Linked DNA regions of Homo sapiens: all the other regions are linked to region 1. The links are chromatin loops, found by intact Hi-C in ENCODE. Cell type or tissue: dorsolateral prefrontal cortex. All regions are shown on one strand.

Region 1 (8,000 bases):
TTGGGAAAGTCACTAGGCTTCTCTGAGCCTCATATTTTCCTTACCTATACAATAGGGATTGTAACTACCTGTATGAAAATTAGTGTGAATAAAATGAAACAATGTATGGAAAAGATTTCGCATAGTGCCTGTAACCATCGTTTATTGAATAAAAGACTGTAATGCATACTGCTCTGATATGTGTGGCATACTGTCTTACCAATTGTCTATTACTTATGTACAAAGCACTGTGGTAAGTGCTATAGAGACCCCTCAAAATTTCGGATGCTCTTTTCTCAAAAGCTTTATAACCCAATTGTTAATCAAGAAGACAACATAGAAATCCGTAGAAAAAGTAAAATTGCAGTTGGATAAAACTTCTCTTGGAGTGCTGCCCACTCTCAGTAGTCAAGTCCACACCTGAGGCTGAGAGTGCTTCAGTCATTGCTTCATGGGTCACACCTGAACCAACTAGGGCACTCAATGAAATAACATCCAATATTCATCCAACAAATATTGATTGACCTACTATGTGCCAGGCACTGTGCTAGGTGATGGATATGTCAGTCTTCCAGGAGTTTGTTTTAAGAAGCACTCAGGGTCTGTTTTAAGCATTTCATATGAATTAACTCTTTAAACTTTTCAACAAAACTAGGAGGGGGGGACTAGCATCAGTCTCATTCTACAGATGAAAAAACTAATCACAGAGAGGTTATATAACTTGTCCAGGGCCACACAGTAATAGACAGCAGAACTGGATTGGAAACAAGCAAAGTGGTTCTAGGGTCTGCCCTGGTATCACCAATACCTTACTGCTTTGTAACAGCACGTTTTCTTATGAGGAGACCATTGCATGCTTCTGGTGTGGCTCCTTTACTCCTGTTTTTGAAGATCGATTCTCTAGATGAAAAGATTGAGGCTTCACTCTTTTCTTTCCTTTCATCACTGAAGACTTGAGAAGGGACTGTGAAGTCGGTGTGGACACTAGTTAGCCCTCCATTAACACAGCTGTGTGCCATCAGTTACCATATTTAAGCCAATCTCTTGGAGTTTTGAATAAGAGTTAAAAACATACTTTGATGCATTAAATGGATCTGCCTTGGGGAGGTTTACTTCATAATTGAACACAATAGATTTTTAACTTGAAAGCTACTGCAGGCTTTTAAGTATTATTTAAATTGTCCCAGACACAAATTACTCATAAAATTGAACTGTCACTTCATAGCAGAATGAAAATTAATATGTTCCTCTTGATTCCTGAACTTGAGCATAAATTCCCTTATGCAAAACACTCTGGAATTTGGAGAGCTAACATCAGAACCTTTTTCTCTGCTCCGTCTCATATCTTGTGTCTCATGTGGTAAAAGGCAAAGAAAACAAGCCGTCAGTAGTAAGCAGAATGAAGGAAGAATATTTAGTCAGGGCCTAACATCACTTTCTTTCCTAGTTCTTTAACTGTTAGAGAAATAATTTGAAAAAGAGAAAGAAAAACTGACTCATATTTGCAAATAGAAAATACCAGAAAAGGAGATAAATGGCTGCCCAAATGATCTCAGGACATAATTATTTTTAAGGTAGGACTGCAGTCCTTCGTAAGCTCTTTTCAGAATCTAGGCCATCACAGACACACAGAAGACTATTAGACCAGGTGCTAAATTTTGTCCATGGTTAGCAAACGACATACAAAAAACTAAACTGCTTCCTTGAAGTTGAAATCAAAGAGCATCATGAGCAGCCTTATGTATTTCTGAATGGGAGAGAACACACGTGTGATGGAGGCAATCCAGAGAGAGGCGCGCTTCCCAGAGGCTGTTTTAAACAGTGACAGATTACAAAATCCTAATGTGATATGTTGGAACATGAAACACACACACACACTTGCTTGTGAAAAACCCTGCTGAAATCCTTAAAAGCCAAAGTTTAGAAGAACACGTGCTATGGATACACCAACAGTAATTTCAAAATCACTCTGTTTATGAGTCCATTCCTCACCTCTTTTATCACTTTGACACACTCTTTAGGAAATAACAGAGAAAGAGAAATATGAAGCTGAAGACAGAAAATTTAATTATAAAACAAAGCCACCCACCTTGCTTTCAGGGTCAGGAGGTACAATGGCCTTCTTTTGCAGCAAGAATGAACTTAACACCCGTGTGTTAAATGATCACGTATCTATTTAAAAGAAAAGGAAATGTTTTTTAAAAGAAATGAAAGCTATATTCTCAGTCCTTCCTATAGCCAAGTCTTACCAAAAAATAAAAATAAAAGCAGTGTACTGTGGCTCTCTGGCACAAGGCAGAAAGCCGAGTCCTTAAGTCACTATTCCCCGGTTTCGCAAAACAAAATAAAACCAAAAAGCAACAGCAAAAGGTGTTTGGCAGGTGGGAAAGGGCCTTAAAACACCTTGTGCCCTCCTGGGTCCCTCCCAATGCCTTCAGTGTGGGCTGTGGAAACAACACCGCTCAACACCAAAGTCACCATCGGCAGTTTAAATGCCACAAAAGTACACTTAGAAATGAGAAGAAAGTGGGGCCGGGCGCGGTGACTGACATGGATATGTACAGCCAACCCCACTGCCACTAGAACAGTCTTAAATGCCCACACAAGGAGTATAAAAAGAAAAGCACATTTTGCAATAGAATAAATTCTTTTTTTTTTTTTTTTTTTTTTTTTTTATTGAGACCGCGGAAAGTCACATGACCCTGCATGTAGCCTTTTAGGAAAGCAACCGAAATGGTAAAGCCAGGAGCCGGGGCTGCCTGCTTCCTCCTGCAGCCTTTCAGCCCGTCCTGTCGCGCGTCCACATTCTTCTGGGCGCATCTGTGGAGCTATTAAGTGGGATAATCCCTCTGGCCTTTGATACATTTCTGGACATGATTATTTCATTACTCGCAGTATATCAGTAGGATCATAATAAAAAGGACTTCTGACAACCTGCCAAGAGTTTTGTGGCCTTGTAAACACAAAAGTGCTCTAATAAAATTTTATTAAGTGTTAAAAAGTCATAAAAAGTGAAATAACATAAACTACAAAATTTACTGTCCTCAGCAAATCCTGAAAATATCTTCCACAGTAAAATTAAATTAGCATGTAATAGACAGAGAAGCAGTGTGGAGTGGATTTAAAAGAGGATCCAGGGAAAATGACACTGTAACCCAATCAGGGTCACGGGGATTTAATTCGGATTTTCCCCCTTAAATGTGGATAAATGTGCTGATTACAGACGAGAGCTCCGGGGTTACTGGAGTCTCACACATTGTCAATACTTCGGAAGAAATAATATATTGCAGATTGTAACGAGCACGGGGAGCCAGCGAAAGGCAGGGCGTCCACTAGGGCGCGCTGAGAGACCGGGAATCCCCGCAAGGGCGCCCGCGCCGCCCGCCACCCGCCGCCGCGCGCACGCCGCGCCCTCGCCCACCTCCAAATAATATTTACAGTTAGGGTTTTTTTTTTTTTTTTTTTTTTTTTTTTTGCTCTCGCCCGTGACATTTTCTCCAAATCGGAAGAAAATCAAGTGTATGTCGAGCTTTGCCGCAGGCAGCCCTTGGTCTCCGCTTTCAGATTCGGGGTCCGGGAGCGGAGCGCCCTGCCCGCGGCGGTGCTAAACTCTGGGGCCAGGGTGTGGCCCTCAGCGAGCGCCCTGGGACTGGCCGCCCCGCCGAAGGATGCCGAGGATCGGGCAAGGCCGGCGTCCGGTCTGCGCGGGGCGCGGGTGCTCTCCGAAGGCCGCGAGCCACGGGCCTCGCTGCGGGTTCAAGTGCGTCCGGGTTTGGACGTCGCGGCTCCAGGAGTGTGCTCTCTCTCCTGCCCATCCCCTCCCCGGAGTTCAGCGCATCCGGGGCCCCGGGGACCCCTCTTCCCGGCCCTCCTGGCCGCGCTGGCCCGCCCGCATGGGGCCGAGGTTCCTGGCCGACGCGCGAGGGCGCGGGCGGGTACCGGGTTCCCGTTTTTCCCAGGCCCCGATCCCCGCCCACGCACGAGGCCCCCGGCCCACGCACGAGGCGCCCACGCCCATCGTGGAGGCTCCGCCTGGAAAAGAAGTCCGACTTCCTCTCCAAGCTGCTCCGAGGGGAATGGGGAATCGGCAGGAAATGACCCGAACTGCCAGCCTGCGCCTTTGCAGCCGGCCCTCGCTTTGCTGAAGACGAGCAGCTCCCACCAAAGTCTTGCCTCCCCTTACCCCGAAAGCCCCGCTCAGGTTTGTAAAGAGGGGTGCGAGATCTGAAAAGTATTTGTCTTCTAGGGAGAGAGATGTTGGTAAGGGGCCCAGAGAAAGACGGGTCCTTTTTAGCTCATCAACGCGCCACGTCTTGCTTTGCAGCTCCAAAATGATGCCAGCGCTGCTGTCCGAAGGGTCAATATTAATGCGTTAAGTGAAATGGGAAATAAATGGACAGTGGCACATTTCGTGGCATCATTTTTACAAGGGGATGTCGAAAGTTTTAAGCTGCATTTAAGAATTAGCCACATCTTGCCTGAAAGTTAATATTTTTTGATAAACTCGTTAATAAAGCCTAGAAGAGGTAAGTTAAAGTTAGTTACCACGTAGATCCTCCAGTCTCTTGTAGAGACTTGCGCAGGTTACTAGGATGAGGACGAGTTGTATTTTTAATTTTCTAGACTAAGTGCAAAGGCATTGAGTTTTGAGGTGGCAGGGTTAATGTTCAAGGGCAAATGGAACCGCCAAGGATCTCTTGAAAAGAATTCACTTACTATTAATACTTAAGCCTGAAATAATTATAATTAATTTACAGTGGGAATTATATGCCCATGTTTTAGACTTTTTTGTTATATTAGCTATATGAAAAGGGATGTTCTTTAGTGATTAAAAGAAAAAACCACCTGTTTATTGTCATTTGCAATTTGAAATAGCCGACAGCAGTAAGGCTAGCTACAAAAGCTAACAAGTCAACTTCAGTGTGGTTTGACATTTACTGTCAAAGCTTTGAGCTCTAAGAAAAACAGAATTTAAAATAATGTATATAAATAATAAAATTTCATTGTGACTCAATGTCCCTGCCCCTGGAGAAGGGACAGATGACACTCAGTGACTGGCTTGGAACCATTCCCCCTGCAGATGCATTTGCGGATACAGTGGGCCAGGGCTGCCTCTGAGTATGTACAGCAAGTGCTTATGGACTTACAGAAACAAATGTTTTACTATTTAGGATTTTCTCAATAGTTTACACTAAAAGTTTTGCATGTAGAAATGTGGGATAAATATTTCTTTGAAAGGAAAAGTTTCGAAAGGAAACTTTATACTTGTATTTTTTTGTGTGTTCACATTTCTAAGTTCATCTGTCTTTCAAAAAACAGATTTTCATAAATATTAAAATATTGCAAGTATTATTTTTAATTCTTTTGAGTGCCATGTTTGCTGTAAGTAGTTTTTTCTTTTAAGTAAGATTAATATAATCCTGTCTAAGGAGTTTAATAGAGAGAACAGGATTTCCAAGCCTATAAATGCAGTCTATATAAAATAGTGGGATCAAAGTTTTTTGTTAAGAAACTTGAGAATTTATACATTTTAAATGAAGATAGAAGCACGTTTTAAAAGTAGTTTTTCCACACCATTTCCCTCCCCCCAAAAGAATTCAGAAACTATATTCCATAGTCTAAAAATGGCATAATCAGATGTAAAAATTATTACCATAATATATAGTTTTCTCAAGATGGTGGATACTTTTTAATATATTATGAAGAGTTATATTCTCAGCCCACTGTGTGTTTGAGGGAATGGAAAAGACAAGATGTTTCTAAACATATTTTACTACTGAAATCCATAAGACTATTAAGCTGTGCAGGTAATTGTGTTCTAAGTGGTAGAAGTATTTTTCCAACTGCTTTTTAAACTTTGAAAAATTTATATGTATTTTAATTAGCACTTTTCTTTTAAAGGTTCCAAATATTTAGCTATATCAGCTATGTGATAAAAATTATTGGAATTTGTTCCCTACTACTTTCTGCATAAACAATTGAGAAATATTTTATACTAATCTTTTTATATACAGGGGATAAATTTGAACATGTGTCTTGTTGGTGTAATAAACAATCCAAATTCATTTCTTTCTTGAAAACTTGGCATCGATCTTCATCTTATTTTTTATGCACACAATTTGGACATGCCAGTTTGTAGGCAAGTTTTAAGACAGTGCAAGTTTTATGTGGAAGAATGTATATTAAGGAATGAATAGCTAATAGCCAAAATTAAATCAGGAGGTGTGGCATTCACTCCTTTGGATGATTATTTTAAAGATAGTTTTGCACTCAGGAAGGATTTTCTTATGCTCTGTATTTATGAATATCTAAATTATCCTGCCTTGCAACTTCAAAACTCAATAACCAAATACCAAATTTATGTATTTTCAGTGTGACTAAGGCTAGGAATATGAGAAGCAGATTGGTTTTATAAAAGAAAGCAAGCATTTACAATTGTATTTTAAAATATAATCCTAATTTCAGTTTCTGACAGAAATCTTGTGGTCAGCTCATCAGTTTTTCAGATCAGTTTCTAAATAGCATATAAAAACTACCTTTTCCACATCAGAAGTTCATATTTAGGTTTCCTTAACTGCAAAATCACTTTAAAAGAGAGTGTTTTATGTGAAGGGCCATTTCATGTGTTGGTTCCATCGATTACATATGAATGTATAAAAATCTTGTTTAAAGACCAGTAAAAGTGAGGAAATTCCAAGTCAGGCTGGCTAATTCCATTCATAATTCATCCCGAGTACCTGACTGAGGAAACTTGCAAACAGTTTATAGCTATACATACAAAATAAGTTGACGTGCTTTGTAAGCTGGAAGCAGAGTTAAGTTTGACCTCCCTGCTTGGAAGGTCTTAAATTAATAAAATTATGGAATATGGTTAAGCTTTTCAGTTTCCCAAGAATTTTCCAATATCGATGCTTTTTGGATTTTTGCATTTTGAAAATGTAAGCATGGAAGGACAACTTCTTTTGTGCTGAGATGAAGTTAGCTTTTACCCATCCATTTCCTTCCCACTTAACACATTTGTTCAGTAATTCTTCGAGTGCTGGGGGACAGAGGCCCTGCCTTGAGAAAAGCATATGCCATTTCTCTGCCCCCTTCAACCATCCCCACCCCCAGCCCTCCCTTTATTTCAAGCCAGTTGGACAAGTATTTAGCATTGACACATGTTTCAAACTGCTGCATCCACAGCCCTAGGTAGTTTTGGGGATTGGCAGGAAATCCATCTAGACTTTGCCTTCTGAGCTGGGTAAAACTACTAGGAAGTCCTATGCCTTGATATTGTGGCACTTCTAGGCTGTCTTTCCAATTTTAAGCAATCCATCAGTTGTTTTCTAAGACTGCACTGTAGACTGATGCCTTCTCTTAGTTTTGATGTTCAGAAGATTTTTTAAACATGTTCATAGATTTCTTAAACATTCTGAGTAATTGTAATTTTAAACTAGACTAATTTTAGGGTTGAAAACTGTCCCAGAGAGAGTCCTTACATAATAACTTCAATCTGATGTGAACTCGAATGACTTTTTAAAAATAAGATGTTGAAAATGTGGGTTTCTGGTGGAAAAGGCTGCCATTCACTTAGAGTGGGATCCTTAGGACCAGTTAATATCCACCAGACATGCTTCAATAAACTGGAACAAGCCTGATGTGGAATTACTGACTCCCCATTTTCCTGAATGTAGGTCATTTTGTGTCCTTACAATTTAACGTTTGAAGGGATTTCCTGTCTTTGAAGTGCAACAGTTTGTCACCTGCTTGGCTAGCTGCCTTAACAGTTGGGGCTCCTTTCCTACATTGAAAGACTTAGTGACTCCATGTTCCCGGGCTAGAGTTTCCCAGCTCACTGAATGCATGATACCTGCACCTCTGGGACTCTCCTCTACAAGTTAGTGCCTGCAGATCCCCTGTTCCAAGCTTCATTTCTCTAGGTCAAAGAGCCTAAAAGAAAAGCCCGGGCCGGGCGCGGTGGCTCACGCCTGTAATCCCAGCACTTTGGGAGGCCGAGGCGGGCGGATCACGAGGTCAGG
Region 2 (8,000 bases), 1.4 Mb after region 1:
TTTGTCTGTTGATGGACATTTGGGTTGTTTCCACACATTACTATTATGAATAATGCTAGTAGAAACATTTTTGCAGAAGTTTCTATGTGGACATACATTTTCATTTTTCTTGGGTATATACCTAGAAATGGAATTTGTAGGACATAGGACTAGAAATGGCATTTTTACTTCTAAAAGTTTAGACACTGCAGTCTCTTAATATGTATCTCCAAATGCTCTTCGAAAGTGTTTTGAATTGAGTTTTAATTCTGATTGAAGACCTTGTTGCTGTTCGTGGTCAGTTGGTTCTCGAGAAGCAATGATGTCACAAAGTAAAACCCTAGGATATTGCTGTACAAGGGAAACAAAATATGAGTCATACATGTAATTTGAAATTTTCTAATAGCCTCGTTTTTAAAAGTAACAAGAAACAGGTAAATTAATTTTAATAATATGTCTTATTGAACCCAACGTATCCAAAATGTTATCTTTACAACCTGCAATTAATATAATACTTTGTTTGTTTGTTTTGAGACAGATATTCGCTTTTGTTGCCCAGGCTAGAGTGCAGTGGCGCGATCTTGGCTCACTGCAACCTCTGCCTCCCGGTTCAAGCGATTCTCCTGCCTCAGCCTCCCAAGTGGCTGGGATTACAGGCGTGTGCTACCACGTCCAGCTAATTTTTGTATTTTTAGTAGATATGGGGTTTCACCATGTTGGCCAGGCTGGTCTTGAATTCCTGACCTCAGGTAATCCACCGGCCTTGGCCTCCCAAAGTGCTGGGATTAGAGGAGTGAGCCACCATGCCCAGCCAATATAATACTTTTTAATGAACTATTTTATATTCTATTTTATTCACATTCCATTTCTGAAATCTACTATGTATTTTACACATAAGCATATCTCAATTTGAACTAATCACATTTCAGATGCTTTATAGCCACATGTGGCTGATGGCTACTATACTGGAGAATGCAGATTTAGGAGTTTGACTATATTTTCTTTGGAAGATAGTGGAAAGTTACTTTTTAAAACATAGCCTCACAATTATTTACCCTTATGTTTCTCTATTTAATGAAAAAAAAAGCATGAACAAAATTTAGCTAACTGAAGATTCCTCCTAGATAAAGAATGGTTAAGTGCTTATTGCTTTCGTGCACTACTTTATATTTTTACCTGATGAACAACAATGTATAACGTGTCAAAAAAAAAAGTCAATTTTAAAATATCCACTCTTTTATTTGAGTTAACTTGGACAGACCCTGGAGCTATTTTTGTTTCTTGAATCTACATAATTGTGCTGATGCTAAACACTAATGATAACATTCCCCAAATTGGTGAATAATTTTCTTTACTGGGTCTTTAATGGTGAAATAAACAGGAAAGAAGAAAAGGCAAGAAATAAATTTTACTGTGCTATGCTTGGGAAAACCATGTTTTCCAATTTATTCTTCACACAACAAAACCTATTTGATCTGAGATCCCATATAATCCCAGGACACAACAATCCTTCTCTGTTGTATGGCAACTTCCTGCCATGCATAATTATTTTGCAAAAGCGTATCAGGTCAGAGATGAAGCAAAGAATGGGGGAAAGAGTCCATGGTGACCTCAGGCAGATTTTTTTACTACTACAAATCAGTTGGATAGTTATTACCACCTGGCGCTGCTAATGAGTCTAGTCGGGAAAACAAAGCTGCTAAGCATTCCACAGCAGACTGCACTGCAGTCCAGGACTGGGGGAGTCTTTTGGGGTCTGCTGAGCATCTGAAAATACATTTTAAGGTGTTCTGGTTATTAAAGAAATCAAACTTCTTAGTTTCTTATTTTTAAAAGAAATACGTTGCTAAAAAGCATTATCTGTTGTTGATTCTTTTGTACTTCTGTAAACTATTTTTCTGTATTCATAAAATAATTCTAAAACCTTAAGTGTATCTTATGCATTAAAATTTTTTATTCATAGTATTTTCAGATGAAGTAGACCATCTCTTCCAGGAAAATGTTTCCATTACTAATTCAAATTGCCCCTAAGCAACCTAAATAAAGAGACCATATAGTGCAGTCATTCAGAACAGGAAGTCGGATGTCAAAGAGTTCTGGATTCAAATTTGAGCTCTACTACTTACCAGCCCTGTGACCTGAAGCAAGCTACTTTTCTGTGCAAGATCTCTGTACTGAAAATAGAAATAACGAGAGTTATTTTAAGAATCAAATTAGATAATGAATGTATGGTGCCTAGCAGAATGCCTGTCACTACTATTTTGTTGTGTACTTTTTGTTGTTTTATTACATCCATCTCATGAATTTCAAGCCTTAACAGCATAGAGAATAGCTGTTCTATCCAGGGAATAGAAAATCATCAAGCATCAATTATTACGTTGCTCAGCTGCTATGTTGTAGAAAAGGAAAGCACGGCTATCCCACAAGTTGTGAGAACTAGGGAAAAGAGAACTGGAGTGATGGGAAGAGGAAGCAGTAGGAAACATGAAAGTCACTTAATTACCAAGAAGATGTTTTACTAATGTATCTCACATGTTGTTAATTAATTCAGTATATACTTATTGCACACTAACTATATGCAAAACACTGTGCTAGGTGTCAGAGTGTTCTGGAGTTACAAAGATCAGACATGTTACCTGCCTTCAATAATCGTAAAGCCCAGCAGAGTGGTTGCCTTCATTATATCTGTACTACCTTGCCTCGTAGTCACTGACTTACCAGCCTTAGTCTATTGATTATGAGAAGGTATGCTGTCATTCACATTTGTTCCTCTGCACTTAGCACAATACCTTGCTCCTAATAAGTACGCAATAAATGTTTGTGGAAGTAAATTCTTATCATGAAGGAGAGAATCAATCATTGTTGGATTTCTAACTATACTATGTAAGCTCTTAGAAGGCAAAGACATGTACTTGTAAATTTCTTGATGCCAAGAGAAAGGTGTTTTTGATATTAGATTAGCAGTTATGCCAATATTAAAATACTGCATCATTTGTTCTCACTCATAGGTGGGAATTGAACAATGAGATCACTTGGACACAGGGCAGGGAACATCATACACCAGGGCCTGTCAGGGGGTGGGGGGCTGGGGGAGGGATAGCATTAGGAGAAATACCTAATGTAAATGATGAGTTGATGGGTGCAGCAAACCAACATGGCACGTGTATATCTATGTATGAAACCTTCACGTTGTGTGCAGGTACCCTAGAACTTGAAGTATATATATATATAAAAACTGCATCGTTGTTAAAATGAGAGTTGCTATGCAATATCAAAGTGCACTTATTGCAGTCTCCATTTTCAATAGGCCTTTTTAGTCACAGGTGCATAAAATATGCATTGTATTGCACTGTGGTATCTACTTAAAGGAAATAAAGCAATGAAAATATGCTCTCTGTAAACAGGCTCTTTCCTTGAGGTTTGGAAAACCCATTTTTTGATAAGATACTATAAAGAAGCTTTACGTTGAGTCATAAATGCTGGAACTTCATGATTTATTTTTAATTCATATTATTTTAGTTTATTTGTCTATTAAAATACATTATAAAATATGGACAATTATGTTTAAATTAGGAAAAACTGATTACACAATGTGTATGTTTTCCAATTCTCATGTGGCTTAATAGACAATTCATAATACTGTTATAGTTTATTTGATAAAATTATGGTTTGAGGAGTGTATTCTTTCTGATGTTCTATGAGGTAGATTGTGCGTTGTTATATTACTGAACTTCGTTGGCTGTGGAAGTTTGCAGCTGAGGCTTTAATGGCAGAGTGGAGGCAGGCTACTCCTCCTCTATTGAAGCTGATTATAATCGGTAGGCTGGAATGAAATTATCTACAGCCTAATCCAAGCATGATGACTTTCCATTAATCTGTGATGGGGTTTTATTTCTTTATTATGAGCTAAATGTGTAAACGCATAAGAATTAGCAAAGCCATTTTGGCACGATTTAATTCTCAGGGCTCCCTCTGCTGGTAGTGAAAGATGACAAATTTACAGAGAGCTTAAGAATGAGGGCAATACAATTATTACCACAATTTTGCCATTTATATTAGATCTAAATTTATTGTTGGACACTTATGCAATAAAACCAATGTTTTGGTTTACAGCTAGCCAGTTTTCCCCTTAAAGATTAAGTGATATTTTGTGGTTGAATTAATTAGTCTTTTCATCATGGAAAATTGAGCTATTTTGTATTTAAAATAAATATTTGCCAGAGTTATACACAGTAATTTATAACATCACTTATACAAATTATTACCAACAGCTTACATAAATAAAAATGGAACACTTAATAGAGACATAGTGAAGATTTAGTAGCTACCCAAACTACTTCATTCTCCCCTATAATTCCTATACAACAAATACCCCACATACCATCTGATAAAAATTACTTTCTGAGACATAATTCCCATCTCAATGTAATATATATATTACATGAAAAATTGGGGCTGGGCGAGGTGGCTCACGACTGTAATCCTAGCAGGATTTGGGAGGCCAAGGTGGGTGGATCACTTGAGGTCAGGAGTTCGAGGCCAGCCTGACCAATGTAGCAAAACCCCGTCTCTACTAAAAACACAAAAATTAGCTGGGCGTGGTGGTGGGCACCTGTAATCCCAGCTACTCAGGAGGCTGAGGCAGGAGAATCGCTTGAAACTGGGAGGTGGAGGCTGCAGTGCCACTGCATTCCAGCCTGGGCAACAAAGCAAGACTCCACCTCAAAAAAAAAAAAAAAAGAAAGAAAGAAAAGAAAAAAATTGGAAAAAATATTCAAAGTGGAATCTCTGAGACAGAGTACTCATATATATGAGTGCTCTTTTAACTTTGAAGCATACTTTCGTATTTATTATCATATTGTATCCTAACAACCCTAGAAATAGAGCAGAGACTATCAACCTAATTCGACAAATACAGAAACAGAGGTCAGAGATTTTAAGTGACTGTCCCCAAGTTATACACTAGTTAGTGGAAAAGAGTGTTTCTTCCAGCAAGGCTCAAAAGCCTCTGTCTCTTGAGAACTATTTAATAAAAAGGCATCAAGAAAATTATTTAAATAATCTAGTTTTTTATTAATGATGTTGTCTTGGATGGCTTCTTCATATTTATACTTCACAATACCCTATTCTGACCAGCTCCCAATGAATCAAAATCTTCTGAGAGCTGTAGACAAATTTCAACAAAGGGTTCTGTCAATGAATGAGAGAAGGCATGAGGGAACTGGCCAGGTAGAGTTCTAGTCAGGATCTTGAGAGACCTCCATCTAGTATTCAGCTAAAATTGTGCAAATGTAGGCATTGTCCTCTTCAGAGACTTTTTTGATCCAAAAGGGACCACTCTATCATTATCCAGTAGGTTGGTGCTTAAAAGATGGGCTATTTTCTCAAAACTCCAAGTTTCAAGATCATTCAGGAAGTGATGAGAGTTCTGTTATTGTATAGAACTATAACCTGGGTTCTAATTAGGTCAGCCTCAAGATAAAAACAAATGAATAATACAGTTCCCAAGAGTCACCCAGACCATAAGCAGATAATCTTTTGAAACCAAATCACAAACTTAGCTTTTTTCCATGCATAAGTGCACAACCTTTTAGCAAAATTTAATGACAGAGTTGAGACCAAAGATTCTGGTCTAACTAACAATCCTCAGTGAAATCAGTTTGATGGTTTCAGTTCAGTGCATATCATGAAAGCACTCTGGCACAATTGATAGGATGTTCATGAGGAGGTAATATACAGATCCGCAGATTAAATTACTTTTCACCCCAAGAGATATTTATAGGGGCGATCTATCAAGGTTACAGGGAAGAGCAGTGACATGACAGTAAGAATGTTCAACCTAAGCTTATATGCTAGAACATAAAGACACCTGCAATTTTGTCTTTGTTAACTATTACAATTGACAACTTTTCATTAAAAAATGTTTTGGTACAGAAATTAGTTCTAAAGATTTATATTTGTTTTTAACATTGAATAAAAATGTAGAAATGCATCAATTTATTTTATTATGGAAAAGATACTACCTATATTTTAATATATATATGAAATTACTGTTTCCATAGTTAAAAAGTCAATTTATTTTATTATAGAATATGTGCTACCTACATCTTAAAGAATAAAGATCAGAAATATGAAATTATTATGTTTTTACAACTATAAAACCCATTCAATGACAAAAAATTATTTTTCTGAATAGAAGCTTTGGCAAACATTTTGCCTCTATAAAACCTTCCATGAGATCTACTCAATTTCAACTGCATTTCAATGTTGGGTAATACAGGTGGATGAAATTGTCATGTTCAACTCCACAAATTCTATTCCAATAACTCTTAATTGGAATGGAATCTGGGCCACCTGACCTTTAGACTTCACATTAATAAACTGTGTTATTTTCTTGATTTTGTCAACAATTGAGAAAATAGACTTAACTATGTTTTCAAAAGCACAGTAATATTTTATTTAACTATGTCTCACATATCTGATTACTTCATTCTACAGACTGCAACAACCAAGGAACCAGAAGAAAACTAAAAAGGCATCTAAAAAATAAGAATAAATCGGGTCAAAGCTCAACCACTGTATTTGTGAGAAAGTTCCTTGGTACCTCATTTATAGTCTATTTACTCTTATTTTTATATACATTCCAACAAGCTTGGTTAACTGGAAGAAAGGTATTCTTAGAAGTGAGCATACTGGCATTAAGAACAGCATTTTATGTATACCAGATGCAAATCAAATTACCACTCAGGTCCAGAGAAAGGGAGAATTGTAAAATTGTAAAACACACATAAAAATCTACTCTTGTCTAGTCACAATATCAGAAAGCAAGATTAAAATGTATGCCTTATAATCTTTAATGCTGAATAAACTGAAGAGTCCATATTGCCTACTAACTCCACTAAGGAATATTTACTCAACCACTTGGCTCAGACCAGGCTGTCACAGATCCAGAGAGAGACCACCGAGGTTTACACTAGGAAGGGGAGAACACGTCTCTTCCTCCTTGCCTGAATGCAAATCTAGCTTCAGAGGCCCAGATGGGGCTCAGCAGAGAAAGAGAGAAGCCAGAGTTGGCAGCCAATGTAACCTGTATTCACTTATCCACAGAGGGCCACCTCTACAGGATCTCCATGGCAGGTTCTTCTGCTCTACTTGTACAGAGGCACAAGAAAGCCGTGTTCCCCACTCTTCTTGAGCAGCATTCAGCAAGGGTGGGAGTAAAGGAAGCATTCTCCTTTCGGTGTTAAAGTAGAGTCAAACAAGAGCAAGAAATGGATACTCAGGGGATACGCACTTTATATCCTCCCAAAGATATAAATCATGGTTTAAACAGAAAGCCAAATAAAACACATCCTGCTGATTGACCTTTCAATACTGAATTAAAGTCCCATTTTTCTCTCCATAAATATCTTCGTTTGATAAAGTCAGAGTGCCTTTCATACTTCCTGTGTTTCTTTGATTCTCTTCCAAAATGTTGAACCCAGCAAAAATGGAAATATTTTACAAAGACAGTATCATGAGAGAAACTTCTAATTTTGAGTGGATGTCTTTGAGAACATTTAAGAAAACACTTGAAAATCTCTAGAAATTATTTAAAGAATCTCAGAGTGATCATTTGTAACAGGGTTCTCAACCTTCTTAATCACAAGGGGACTTTTAAAAAGTTTGTAGAAAATGGAATTAAGATATAAAATTTAAAAATATAAACTTTGTTTCTCAAAAAAACTCCATCAAGGTCAAGACACTTTTGTAAGTGATGATATCAGCCATTTTAGTCCATACCTAAAGAACTGACATTTCTGAGAATTTAACCACATCAATGAAGTCTTTCTTTACACTATTAAGTGAAGGAAAATAAGTGTCCTTTAGAGACTTTTTAAGATTAGAAAACAAAAAGTAATCAGAAATAGCCAAATCATGACTGGAACATGAATATCTAATGATTTCCCCCTGAAAACTCTTGTTTGATGAGAGGAATTAGCAGGAGCATTGTCATGCTGGAGAAGGACTCTTTGGTGAAG
Region 3 (8,000 bases), 950 kb after region 1:
ACATAATTATCAGATTCACCAAAGTTGAAATGAAGGAAAAAATGTTAAGGGCAGCCAGAGAGAAAGGTCGGATTACCCTCAAAGGGAAGCCCATCAGACTAACAGTGGATCTCTCGGCAGAAACCCTACAAGCCAGAAGAGAGTGGGGGCCAATATTCAACATTCTTAAAGAAAAGAATTTTCAACCCAGAATTTCATATCCAGACAAACTAAGCTTCATAAGTGAAGGAGAAATAAAATCCTTTACAGACAAGCAAATGCTGAGAGATTTTGTCACCACCAGGCCTGCCCTAAAAGAGCTCCTGAAGGAAGCGCTAAACATGGAAAGGAACAACCGGTACCAGCCGCTGCAAAATCAAGCCAAAATGTAAAGACCATCGAGACTAGGAAGAAACTGCATCAACTAACGAGCAAAATCACCAGCTAACATCATAATGACAGGATCAAATTCACACATAACAATATTAACTTTAAATGTAAATGGACTAAACGCTCCAATTAAAAGACACAGACTGGCAAATTGGATAAAGAGTCAAGACCCATCAGTGTGCTGTATTCAGGAAACCCATCTCACGTGCAGAGACACACATAGGCTCAAAATAAAAGGATGGAGGAAGATCTACCAAGCAAATGGAAAACAAAAAAAGGCAGGGGTTGCCATCCTAGTCTCTGATAAAACAGACTTTAAACCAACAAAGATCAAAAGAGACAAAGAAGGCCATTACATAATGGTAAAGGGATCAATTCAACAAGAAGAGCTAACTATCCTAAATATATATGCACCCAATACAGGAGCACCCAGATTCATAAAGCAAGTCCTGAGTGACCTACAAAGAGACTTAGACTCCCACACATTAATAATGGGAGACTTTAACACCCCACTGTCAACATTAGACAGATCAACGAGACAGAAAGTCAACAAGGATACCCAGGAATTGAACTCAGCTCTGCACCAAGCAGACCTAATAGACATCTACAGAACTCTCCACCCCAGATCAACAGAATATACATTTTTTTCAGCACCGCACCACACCTATTCCAAAATTGACCACATACTTGGAAGTAAAGCTCTCCTCAGCAAATGTAAAAGAACAGAGATTATAACAAACTATCTCTCAGACCACAGTGCAATCAAACTAGAACTCAGGATTAAGAATCTCACTCAAAACCGCTCAACTACATGGAAACTGAACATCCTGCTCCTGAATGACTACTGGGTACATAACGAAATGAAGGCAGAAATAAAGATGTTCTTTGAAACCAATGAGAACAAAGACACAACATACCAGAATCTCTGGGACGCATTCAAAGCAGTGTGTAGAGGGAAATTTATAGCACTAAATGCCCACAAGAGAAAGCAGGAAAGATCCAAAATTGACACCCTAACATCACAATTAAAAGAACTAGAAAAGCAAGAGCAAACACATTCAAAAGCTAGCAGAAGGCAAGAAATAACTAAAATCAGAGCAGAACTGAAGGAAACAGAGACACAAAAAACCCTTCAAAAAATTAATGAATCCAGGAGCTGGTTTTTTGAAAGGATCAACAAAATTGATAGACCACTAGCAAGACTAATAAAGAAAAAAAGAGAGAAGAATCAAATAGACACAATAAAAAATGATAAAGGGGATATCACCACCGATCCCACAGAAATACAAACTACCATCAGAGAATACTACAAACACCTCTACGCAAATAAACTAGAAAACCTAGAAGAAATGGATAAATTCCTCGACACATACACTCTCCCAAGACTAAACCAGGAAGAAGTTGAATCTCTGAATAGACCAATAACAGGATCTGAAATTGTGGCAATAATCAATAGCTTACCAACCAAAAAGAGTCCAGGACCAGATGGATTCACAGCCGAATTCTACCAGAGGTACAAGGAGGAACTGGTACCATTCCTTCTGAAACTATTCCAATTAATAGAAAAAGAGGGAATCCTCCCTAACTCATTTTATGAAGCCAGCATCATCCTGATACCAAAGCCGGGCAGAGACACAACCAAAAAAGAGAATTTTCGACCAATATCCTTGATGAACATTGATGCAAAAATCCTCAATAAAATACTGGCAAAACGAATCCAGCAGCACATCAAAAAGCTTATCCACCATGATCAAGTGGGCTTCATCCCTGGGATGCAAGGCTGGTTCAATATACGCAAATCAATAAATGTAATCCAGCATATAAACAGAGCCAAAGACAAAAACCACATGATTATCTCAATAGATGCAGAAAAAGCCTTTGAAAATAATAATAATAATAATAATAACAATATTGAAACACATATAACTCTATAAAGTAGGCTCTGTTTTTTTCTGATTTCAGATGAGGAAACTACAGCATGGGCAGGTAAATATGTTGATCAAGTTGACTTAGCTTTTAGGCCAATACTACTTAAATAGTTTGCTCTTTCTGTAGCATGAACTTAGATTTTTAGAAACAATTGTGGCCAGTAACACAATGGAAAGGCATCATCTACATTCCAAATCGACCAGACTAGAATTGTGTCCTGCTGTGTTGTGTTAGTGGTGCCATGTCAGTTCCCAATGATAGTGATTAACAGTAACATTTGGAGAAAGGACAGCAGTGGAGAGTGAGAATGTAGCTTTATCATTGTGAAGAGCTGAGACAGTAGCAAAAAGTTTCAGGATAGACTATCTGAGAAATGAGTGGGACTTGGATTTTGGCCACTCATTGATTCGTCCAGAAAATATTTAATGAACATTTACTGTGTGCCTGGCATGCTGTTCTCAACCGTGAGGACCATGGTGAGCACAACAGATGAAGCCCTTCCTGTAATGTAGATAACATGGCCTCCAAAGGTACTTCACACTAATAATTTTTACTTCCATTGTCTGAAAATTTAGTTGTTCACAATCCTCTGCTTTTGAGGATGTTCTTTCTGTGTTTCAGTTACTTCTCTAGGATTTTCTTCCTATAAACTAGTTTATCTTCTGATGCACAGAAAGGGACTATATTCGTGTGGTCTGTAAGATCAGGGGAGGAAATAGCTCTTGCAGGTTATTTAAAACGTGCATGAAGATATGCAGGCACGGCTTACACAGCCCTGGGCTTCAGCCCAAGAATGTGCTGATCATGTCCACAACTACAACTGCATAAAGACCCACATTAAAACAGTAATAACAGAGAAATGAAGGGGAAAAAAGTCACAGAGACAAAGCAGAAATGGTTCTTGAATTAAATCACTTTTATCTGAGCTCATTCGCTTAAGGATGCAATCAGCTCACTATTTCAGCAGCTTGGGACCTTAGAAATGTATTTCAAGATTAATTATAAAATGAATTCTTTAAAATGGAAAAATACACTACTTTCCTATTACTCTTAACAAGAGTCTAAGGTTAATGAAGCTTTGAGGCAGTTTAGTGGTTTGACTGCCACCTACTGTTCATTTTTTGCCATAACTCACATGTAGCTTGGGCAAGAGGTAAGAAAAATGCCTTGGGCAAACCATTTTGTAAAAAAGTATTTTAACATATGTGCTGTAATGTAACTATTTAAACATTTTAAGGGATTGAGAGAATGTGATTGATTCCATTTCAAATTACTGTATTTGTCATAGTAGTTTATGAGAGCCCAGTGGTTAAAAATGCAAATTATAAGGCATTCTAATATATATATACACACACATATATATATACACACATATATACATGTGTATATATATGCATGTATATATATGTATGCACAGGGCATTTCATTTAGTCCTGACAAAGCATTATACTTGAAATTTATAAAAATATGCCACAAACACAAATGCATCAACCTGAAAATATCATCTCATGAAGCTGGCATCTGATCTTTAAAACGGAAAAGAGATCTCCATCATCACACTTTTATGCTTACATGGCTTGTGAAGACTTCAAGAATATAAGCACTTATTCTGTCAAAATAAGGAGATCAAGTACTAGCCATCTCCAGCTAATTCAGAATGCCCCAGACTTTTGATAGAAATCTGTTCAGTTAACACTGCAGCAGTCATGATATTCTGTTAAATGCTTAAAGTTCAGAAGGCAGAATGGTTGTGCATTTTTTTCTCTCTATTATCTAAATTTCTTAATTCAGAGTAATAACTCATTTTCCGGATGTGACAATGCTATTTACTGTTTAAATATAGAATCTTGGTGGAAACTTTATAAACATGTCATTCCTAAGGCACATTTTAAAAAATGTCTACATGAGTCTATGTGAGTTATTTTATTTTTAAAATTGTACCTTTTCAAGCCTTTGTACTAAATTATGCATATAAAAAATTGCAAACTGTTTATGTGTTATTACTGATGTATTGTATATCTTTATATGCTTTTGTATTTACAAATATATTTGTAGATTGTTTCATTCATACTAAAATCTGCTTATATTTATTATATTTTTTAAAGCACAAAGAAAAAGTCACCTAGAATATTTTGGCATTGTTAAAATGTGCCTCCTGCTAAAACTATGTTGCAGTTTTCAGTATGAAATGGTGTCAATAAATTTCAACATTCTAGAATATCTTCAATTAACATTTCTTTTCTCTGCTAGGGACAGTTATAGAATAGTGGTAGCTTCATTTGTTAAGACAATCTTGATGAAAGAAAACATCAATATCCTCGTTCATTTTTTGCCATAATAGTATTTTTTTTCTGATGTATAAAATAGCCATCTTGGATTTCAGAATCACTGTTATTAGGCCTTTCTCTCTCTATATATAGTTTTCAGATAAATGCACATTGTTTAAAAATGTGTCCTTAGTGATGCCAATAATATAGATACAAAATGAAAGCTTTTCATGTGGATTTATTTACAGTGATGCTGATAAAATTTATAAAAATGATATAAGATGATATTAAGCAACATGAGCAAATTTGATCAAATATTCATTCTATAGCTTCCCCCTAAGTGATTCCATCCAATAACAATGACACTAATCCAAAGCCAAAGAAAAATAGTTTTACCTAAAATGTTGGCAAAGGAGCTGGAACAAATAGAATTAAGCTGACCTTTTAATAAATGTCTGTTTATTGATTTAAATTCACTTTTTTCTTTTTCTGAGCAATGCTGACGAGGCCTGTTAGAATACAAGCATGTATAATAACTTGGACACAACCATTTTTACTTCTTTTGTGTGTCATTACTGAAAGATTGAAGCAAGCTTCACCTAAGTGTAGTGATGCAAAAATAATAGTATCCCAGTCTGGCTGCGCAAGAGTGGAGGCAAACAAGAGCTTCATATTAAAGTGCCTTCTAGGTAGCTGACATGACGCATCTAGTCAGACGTAAATAATGACAGACGGAAACTATCATGAGGTCTGTGAAGCATCAACATACTGCTATCATTTTCTCTCTAACCTTGCCTTGCTAGCAGCTCTCAGCCTTACAGGCTGAGAGATCATTTAAAAAGCAAATCCTAATGACTCTGCCCACTGTAACAACAGTCAGCAAGATTGGCATCAATTTAGCTCAGTTTAGAAACTCAGAATAACAGCCATTGTTGACTTGCAACACCCTAAACTCCAGTTTTTCTCCACAAATCAACCCCGTCCCCAGTGCTACCCCTTCCCCATGGCTATTTCCATGCCTTGGAAAAAGATTCTCCTCGCTGGTAGGAAAATGGTTCATCTCAGTTACTCACTTGGCACTCCATATGTAATTTCTTAGGCTGCACTTATTTTTCTGGATGAGCCCATTTGGTACAAAATGCTTTAAACTTTCCCTCCCTCTTTTCATGCGACACACATTATTTTGTGTATATTATGTATGCACAGGGTAACAGTGGGTAAATAATATCCCAGTGTCCCTGTAGCTTAAGCCTAACATGGTTATGGTTCAGATAAACACGTCTGTACATAGCTGCCATAATCAATGTGGAATGGCAGAACAATTTTGCAGATGCAGTCCCAGGAAGAAAAAAAAAGAAAGCTGTCTTGTCCAGATTCAATAGAATCTATTCACCAAGAAAACCCGCGATAAAGCAGTTGCACGTTTTATTTGTTAAAACAGTGATGACTTTGCAAGCCGGAGGGAACTGAAGCTGATGTACAATAGGATAATAGCATTATCACTTTGCAAATCAGCATGTGGCTTTGCTTGGGTGCCAGCAGAAGGGCACGGGGGTTCTAAGAGCTCTAGCTGGCGAGTTGGAAAGGCAAGATCAAACTGCCTGGTTGTGAGTGAAAATGTATGAGGATAAATTGCCATGAGTCTCCTTCTGCTTGGTTAAAAACAGATTGCATATGTGTGTTTTCACTGAGGTGAATGGTTGGGCTTGGGTTTGTGTGTGAGTATGTGTGTGTCAGGGGCGGGGTGGTTAGGAAGCAGAATAATGGGGAGGCTCACAATAGCCCATCTTAATGGAGAGCTATTGATCTCGTTTCATAACACTTTAATCTCCACCTAAACATCTTACTTACCTTGTGTAAAAGAGATGCCAAGTTGAAATAAATATAAACACACAATATTTTAAGTACTTTTGAATTTTGCATGGTAATAAATATTAACGCAGTTTGTGACTCCCAAAGAAAATAGAAGGCACTTAATTCTGTTGTTGAAATCAGGTACTGTGCAGGTTGATTTCCCGAGGTGAAAATGAAAAATGCACTATTTGGACTAAAATTTAGATTTAATAAATAACTAATTTAGGATCTTGTTCTACATGCAAGGATATAATCACAAGGCATTTGTTTTTAAAAGGTTTCATTTATTCTTGTGAGCTTAATTATTGCAAGGAAACTGTGAGCAATTTGTTTTTTACCAGTGTCTGATTTCTGAGAATGGTTATTAAATATTAAATGGATGCATAATTCAGGCAATTAAGAAAGTAATCACACAAAGTAATGTAATGGAAGTTAATTATTACTGCATAAGCAAATAGTTCATTAATGCTAGTAGTTGCTATGGCTGCATTCTTAATACATGCAGAACTGAAGCATGAATCCTCTGTGTATTCAAGGAGCTGGTAGGAAGTGTGATGCTACACAGAGAGAGTGCCACTAATGAAAAACAGAAGCAAATAAGGCCATATTGACCCCTGACTTGTCTAAATAAGGTGGGATCATCATTACTTCAGAGAGTTTTATCGAAACCACGATTGCACTAGCTGCTTATAATTTTTTTGGTTGGTAACACAAACCACGACTTAAGCCAGGAGAAGCCAGGAGGAATTCAGCTTGTTAAAACAAAAATCATCAATTGTACCTCCTCTGTTTTGTTTTGTTGTTTAAAACCAACCTTTTTGTTAAATAGCTTAAGTCATCATTTGTAACTTAAAAGGACTCCATAGATCTTTTTATATATATAAAAGCATTCGAGCTGGTAACATATCTTATTTTGTCCTGCTGTTCAACCCCAAGTGAACATTTTGACATGTCTTTGCTAACACTACCTCTCTAAAGCACTATGCTTTATAAAGTTTATTTTATATTAATTCAACACATACGGGTTCCGGTGCTTTCCAGACCTGGTGCTGCTGTGAGGCGTCAAGGTGGCCAGAGCAGGCCAGGCAAGGCAGAAAGGGAGGAGATGGAGCAGTGGTGAGGATTCAGCCCAGAGCCTCCAGGGCTGCGCCAGGCCCTCCTCCAGAGGAGATCAACCCGTTTACAGGTTTAATTTTTAACGACCCAAAACTACCCAGGGCTCATGCTTTCCTGCAGCATTGCCATTGCCTGACCCGTCTGATAATAGAATTTCAAAAGAAAGATAACACCATTAGGCCAGGCGCTTTTCTACCATCCTAATGCAGGCATTAGTTCACCACACTCCTGAGTTATTTGCTTGCCTACTTGCAATGCCATTATGAAGCTCTGCCAGCCACCTCCCAGGCTTGGTGCTGTGCTAGGTGGGACATGGTGGAAGTCAAGAGACATTGGTCTCATCAAGGGGATGCTTCAATCATTTAAAGAGAGTCCAGCACTTGGCTAGCTACTGAGGGAAGTAGAAAAGATGTCCAGGACATACTCCATCTCTGCTCTAAGAAAGGAGCTTATGGGACAGTGGTT

What was found. Hi-C counts contacts between places; a loop is a spot of excess contacts. Peaks named below come from ENCODE experiments on the same cell type or tissue, not always from the same donor. Only the 100,000 strongest peaks of a DNase experiment are listed, where the experiment ranks them.
Region 2: it touches region 1 in a loop (12-fold over the local background); 3 of 110 quality-filtered maps call a loop at or near these places.
Region 3: a loop joins it to region 1, with 5 times the contacts of the local background. A loop is called at or near these places in 6 of 110 quality-filtered maps.

Annotation. Positions count from the first base shown.
Region 1 is chr2:176,633,642-176,641,641 of GRCh38, reverse strand. It overlaps LINC01116 (long intergenic non-protein coding RNA 1116), which reads left to right and starts at 4,033. Exons shown (of 5, transcript NR_188023.1): 1 at 4,033-4,180. It overlaps LINC01117 (long intergenic non-protein coding RNA 1117), which reads right to left and starts at 3,888. Exons shown (of 4, transcript NR_110599.1): 1 at 3,634-3,888; 2 at 2,069-2,151. RefSeq lists an enhancer at 2,699-3,213 and a silencer at 3,374-3,423. In dorsolateral prefrontal cortex, CTCF peaks have their summits at 3,106 and 3,305 (motif pointing right); a DNase peak (open chromatin) is centred at 3,321; H3K4me3 peaks cover 1,169 bases; H3K27ac peaks cover 461 bases; H3K27me3 peaks cover 7,753 bases.
Region 2 is chr2:175,247,591-175,255,590 of GRCh38, reverse strand. No RefSeq gene overlaps it. Among named protein-coding and RNA genes, the nearest start is that of ATP5MC3, 70 kb to the right of the region's middle. In dorsolateral prefrontal cortex, CTCF peaks have their summits at 3,757 and 3,963 (motif pointing left); no DNase peak of the experiment used is centred here; H3K27me3 peaks cover 3,384 bases.
Region 3 is chr2:175,685,717-175,693,716 of GRCh38, reverse strand. The region is part of intron 3 of LOC107985962 (a long non-coding RNA gene); the gene reads left to right. Among named protein-coding and RNA genes, the nearest start is that of LNPK, 310 kb to the left of the region's middle. In dorsolateral prefrontal cortex, CTCF peaks have their summits at 3,162 and 3,397 (motif pointing left); no DNase peak of the experiment used is centred here; H3K27me3 peaks cover 2,746 bases.